2 separate regions of the Homo sapiens genome follow, and region 2 is linked to region 1. A link is a loop called in an ENCODE intact Hi-C map of the cell type or tissue named here. Cell type or tissue: gastrocnemius medialis. All regions are shown on one strand. Each heading gives the region's core, and the rest is flanking DNA. Links, peaks and the distances in the headings are about the cores only. Region 1 overlaps ARHGEF12 (Rho guanine nucleotide exchange factor 12). Region 2 overlaps TLCD5 (TLC domain containing 5).

Region 1 (2,817 bases), core at 245-2,744:
TATCTAACTGAATCACTACTGAGTTGAATCATGGCTATCATTAGCCACAGGTACTGCTGATTATAAGGCCAGTAAAATTTTAGTACCTGGAGGTTTGACTCTAATTTTTGCACTGATGGTGCCAAAGGGCCCTGAGTCAAAAGGATAGCCAAGGGTGGAGTGGAAAAAGATATGGTGAAGGCAGAACTGCTCACACCAGCTCCAGAAGCACGTCCTCTGACTTCACTGCCGCAGCTCTTTCCACACGGGGCCGTGATTGACCCTAAAAATTGCAGACCAGCACATACACTGGACACTGCAGGCAAGGTGTTGGTAACTGCCTGCTCTAGGATGAATAGTAGCGTTAGCAGCACCCTACAGAGGGTAAGTTTCAGAATTGTAATTTGAGAACTCCTTCAATTATATTGACTTTCTTTGGTTTTCCTTGTGCATTAGGTATATATTTTTTGAAGTATTTTTGCCAACTAAAATGAAGTCTGTAAATTCTGTTAATAAACAAGGAGTTCATCCGTTGCTCACATCTTTCATTGGTGCCCTCTGAACTCTGTGGGTTGCTAGGATGTAATTTTAATGCTTCCCTGCAGTCCAAAGATGATTTTTTCACCACAAATGGTAAGGGATGCCCACCTACTTTTATAAACACCACTGCAACTTAACAAGTTTATTTATCTATGTCCAGATTTCTGTTTCTGTCCTAAATTGATCTGTGTTTTTAGGTGGATCAACTTGGATCTTTAGACCTCATCTATAAATTGAAATTATATTTTTAGTCATAAGCCAAGTACAATCTAACTCAGAATGGGATTAAAAATTTTAGAAGCAGAAGCTAATATATAAATGAAGTTTGGGATTTGGAACTTTCTGTATCTCTTAGGAGGAACAAGTAAAAACCAAATGGTTACATTGTGCTGCTAGAAATAATGTCATTCTCAATTAAAAGGGTTACACCTGTAGCCACTTGACACTAACACCATCGAGGGCAATTAATCAGGAGAAAAGTAAATATAAAAACTTTGCTCTTAACGTCACACACTACAGGGTAATTATGTAATTCTCTAGCACTCAATTAAGAAGCTTGTAGGTTAGCAAAATTTCAGTTTCTCTAGTTCAGCCAGTGTCTTGTCCTTAGTAATTATTTGCTTTCCCTGCAGTTCAATTTCTCCTTGGAACTCTAACAGGACTAACTGGAAAAATACTTTGACCATAGCTCTAGTACTTCCAAATAAATTCATATCTAGATTTTCAAACAAAGCCCCAAGATGAAGTCTAATTCTGAAAATATCTCACAATTTTTGAATGTTCTTTTTATCTTACCGACCTAACTTCTCTTTTCCCTCCCAACTTGGCCTCCCACACGTTCCATTTCATTTTGGCCATTATAGTCACATCCGTTTGACTTTGGTTGTGACATCTTCCTTTCAGGATGATGGAATTAGATGCAGTCTGTCTTTGAGTGAGACTGGTCACCATCAGAGGAGTTTTTTCTAAGTGACGTGACTAGAAGTTGAAATCTACTTCCCTGCTAAAGGGCACAGGGGTGGTGTACAAAGAAAGCTACCTTCCCAGAGCAAGCAGGCTGCATTTTAGCTATGGAAGTGACCTGCTGTGACACTGTGCTCTCTTCTGTGGGCTTAATGGTTCCTTTGCTATGAAGTGGCAAATTACATGTAGAGTGTCTCCTTCCTTTTCAGAGAACAGTTAATCAAGGCAAATCAGCAAGCCCCCAAAGTGCTGTAATTTAACATCATGATTACCACCTTCGAAGCTATATATTTTGCATACTTTAAAATCACCTAACTTGGACTGCTTGAATTACATTGGCTTTTAGAACCGAAATTGTAACTATGTATTGTATTTCATGGGAGGTATATTTTATGAGCTTTTTGGCTTTCTTTTTTCCCACAGCAACTGCCAATGAAGGATGAATCCCCTTTTTAAAAAGTTGTTGTTGTTGTTGTTTATTTGATTTTGAGTTAGGAGGGATAATAGAGAAGTCCATTTAAAAATTATTTTTAGAAGCTAAAGAAAGTAATTATGCTTCCTGTGAATTGTCTTTTACTGGCATCTTTGTTTTCCTCTTTGATGTTAGTAAATTTGGTGTAATACGTGGGGCTTCCATATTTCAAAGTGGAAGCTTTCTTCTCTGAAGTCGATATATGGTTTTGAATTACTAGAGCTTTGGTCAGTATTTCCTTCCCTATATGTCACAGAGGGCACCACTGAGAACTGCGTGCATAGGACCTCAAAATACAAAATTAGCAGGGCCTCACAGTCAGCTTCCTCATGGCTAGTTTTTCCCCCTTATATTACAATTTTTGTTTTATAAGTCATTTTTTTCCTGATATTTCCACCACTTTTCAGAGTCATCTACAAAATTTTTCTTTCCTCAAGAAAAGAGTTCCTTTTGCCTTATTCCTTATGCCTTCCCCACTGGTATTGAGGGTTTTGATAATAAATTGGTAGGAAAAAAAAGTACCTCCTAGAAGGAAGCCTTCCCCACCATTTCCAGGTGCCAACTGCTAAGCAGATATATTCCAAAAATGGTAACTGTCATGTGCACACTGTTGGTTATTTTTAATAAGCCTCTTCCTACTAGAACATTTTATTTTCCTTGTTCACCATACAATCATGTACTCTTTAACAGAAATTGCTTTTAAAAAATATCTGGAACTATCTTTAAAAAAACTTTATTAATAATCATGTATTTTTACTGATCACATTTTGAAATGCCTAAAAGACTTTATTGTTCTAATTATCCAGATGTACCTTTGTAAAATAGCTCTTTTATGAATTAGCTGATAAGGCTGTATGTTTCTG
Region 2 (2,817 bases), core at 229-2,728, 160 kb before region 1:
AGTTTATCTCAGAACTCCATGTCAGAACTGGACCGGACTGTAGAGTTCTTCAGTCCTAGTCTCTTTCTTTCCTTTCCCTTCCTCCCCTTCCTCTTCCTTCTTTTCTTTTCTTTAATTTCTTCTTTTTTTTTTTAACTGTGGTTCTAGAGGTTAAAGTGATTTGCCCACACTCTTATGGCTAGTCTCTCTAGGGACAGAGACAGAATTGGAACCCAGGTCTATTATGGACACCTACGGTTTTCTTGAATGGAAATCTGATTTCAGATGAAAGCTGTACAGAACTTGACCTTCATGAAGCCCTCTCTGGATAGCATTCTTGGGAAGTGGCTTGTGTATTGACGTCCACAGATAACTATTTCACTGGTCAGAATAAGGTTAAGCAATAAGCATAGCCATGCAGAAAATGTCTGCTGAGATGAAGTAGATATCTGATATGTTTTTGACTTTTTATTTGTACGTTTCAATGGAGGAGCTAATGAATACTAACTAATAACAACATCTTGCTCATTTAGATTTTAGTCCTGTGTGACTAAATTGACTCAGTTATAGTTGTTCTTGTCCTAACGTATTTGTCACCAGTAAAAGTTCCAAGGTACAGCTTTCTGGCTTCATTTCATTTTTAACTGAATAATTGCCTTAAGGATATTTTTAGATCTCAACAAAAACTCCCCTCCTCTTGAACCTTAGAATCCTTCTGCTTCACTCTTGGCAAATCTTTGGGTCGGATTTCAGAACTGAATAAAGCCAGGATTTCCCCCCAACCTCCAAGATGTCTGGACTCTTTGTTTAGTTCTGTATTTAAGTTTATCCCAAGTTTTGTTTTTGACTGATGAACCTGTGACCCAAATCCAAACCTCAGCTGAATTTAGTATCAGCTTAAAACCACATTAAACTGCCATGTGTCATGTGACCTCTAGCAGAAACCAACGTGGCAGTGTTCTGTTTTTTCATGAGTGCGTTTCATTGGGGTTTTTGAACTGTGAAGACATTATTTAATACATGTGCTTTATTTTCTGTGTATTATTGCCCAAGGTCAGTCATCGCTAGAGGGTTATTATTGACATTTACTCATCATAAAATGTGATGTCAGCCTACCAGCTCGGAGTGCAGTTCCTGGTTTCCAGTTTACAACATTGACCAGTTGCTAACATGTTATCTCTGAGGAACTTGGAATGATAAATACAGCCATACTTAAATAGAAGATTCTTGGCCGTGTAGATAAGGAAAATAAGATAAGGCAATATTTTTGAACTATTCTATAATAGAAATGAGGATATATACACAAAATGACCCAGTGCTGTTTTCTTAGGGTGCATCCTTTGTTTTTCTGGTTTTGGTCTTTTCATCACAGGATGGCATTAGCTCTGTGTCTGCAGGTGCTGTGCAGCCTGTGTGGCTGGCTCTCGCTCTATATTTCTTTCTGCCACCTGAATAAGCACCGAAGCTATGAGTGGAGCTGCCGCCTGGTCACCTTCACCCATGGAGTCCTCTCTATAGGCCTCTCCGCTTATATTGGCTTCATTGATGGCCCATGGCCTTTTACCCACCCAGGTAGGTAGGGGATTTTCCCTTAGGGATTTATGATTTGGGGGTAGTCTTAGAAGTATGGGACTTTTAAACAGAATTTGTACAATACTGAAGACTAATTCCCATTATAATTTTGTATTGGAATCCTTATTCTTCTTCATTGTTAACTCTGATATTGTTTATGTCACCTGTTGTTTCTGCTTTTCATAACTCTCTACTTTTAAAACAGATTTTAAATTGCTTGTTACAATTTAATTGGAAATACAAAAACTATAAAGCCAGTATCAACATCTTCCACTACCACCCCCGAAAAGACAAAAATAGAACTGTATCATACATATTTTTGGCAACTTGCAACTTTTACTTGACTGTCTATTCAAAAGACAGCATCTTTCCATGTCTATGTTAAGAGGATGAGATGTTCCTTATCCTTTTTGTTACTAGATGTACAAGTGTTACTTTCAGAAGTATGCAATTTTTTTTTTTTTGAGATGGAGTCTTGCTCTGTTGCCCAGGCTGGGGTGCAGTGGCTCAATCTCAGCAAGCTCCGCCTCCCAGGATCACGCCATTCTCCTGCCTCAGCCTCCCGAGTAGCTGGGACTACAGGTGCCCGCCACCATGCCCAGCTAATTTTTTTTGTATTTTTAGTAGAGATGGGGTTTCACTGTGTTAGTCAGGATGGTCTCGATCTCCTGACCTCGTGATCCACCCGCCTTGGCCTCCCAAAGTGCTGGGATTACAGGTGTGAGCCACCGCACCCGGCCAAGTATGCAAAAATTTTACCCCCTTGTATTAATTGGTTGGGGCTGCCATAACACAGTACCACAGAGTGGGTGGCTTAACCAGATGTTCATTTTCTTAAAATTCTAGAGGCTAGAAGTCGGAGTTCAAGTTGTTAGCAGGTTTGGTTTCTTCTGAGGCCTCTGTCCTTGGCTTGCACATGGCCGCTCTCCCACTGTGTCCTTCCATGGTCTCCCCTCTGTGTGTGTGTGTGTGTATGTGTGTGTGTTTGTATATGTATGCATATCTGTGTCCTAATCCCTTCTAAGGATAACAGTCATAGTGTGTGTGTGTGTGTGTGTGTGTGTGTGTATGTTTATGTATGCATACCTGTGTCCTAATCCCTTCTAAGGATAACAGTCATATTGTGTGTGTGTGTGTGCGCGTGTATGTTTGTATATGTATGCATATCTGTGTCCTAATCCCTTCTAAGGATAACAGTCATAGTGTGTGTGTGTGTGTGTGTGTATGTATATGTATGCATATCTGTGTCCTAATCCCTTCTAAGGA

The links. Peaks named below come from ENCODE experiments on the same cell type or tissue, not always from the same donor. Only the 100,000 strongest peaks of a DNase experiment are listed, where the experiment ranks them.
Region 2: it touches region 1 in a loop (4-fold over the local background); 21 of 110 quality-filtered maps call a loop at or near these places.

What each region holds. Positions count from the first base shown.
Region 1 is chr11:120,486,122-120,488,938 of GRCh38, forward strand. ARHGEF12 (Rho guanine nucleotide exchange factor 12) reads left to right here. Exons shown (of 41, transcript NM_015313.3): 41 at 1-2,817. Among named protein-coding and RNA genes, the nearest start is that of GRIK4, 24 kb to the right of the region's middle. In gastrocnemius medialis, for the core only: no CTCF peak of the experiment used is centred there; no DNase peak of the experiment used is centred there.
Region 2 is chr11:120,326,090-120,328,906 of GRCh38, forward strand. TLCD5 (TLC domain containing 5) reads left to right here. Exons shown (of 3, transcript NM_001198671.2): 2 at 1,352-1,551. The coding sequence starts at 1,353. Among named protein-coding and RNA genes, the nearest start is that of TLCD5, 2.2 kb to the left of the region's middle. In gastrocnemius medialis, for the core only: no CTCF peak of the experiment used is centred there; no DNase peak of the experiment used is centred there; H3K4me3 peaks cover 144 bases; H3K27ac peaks cover 986 bases.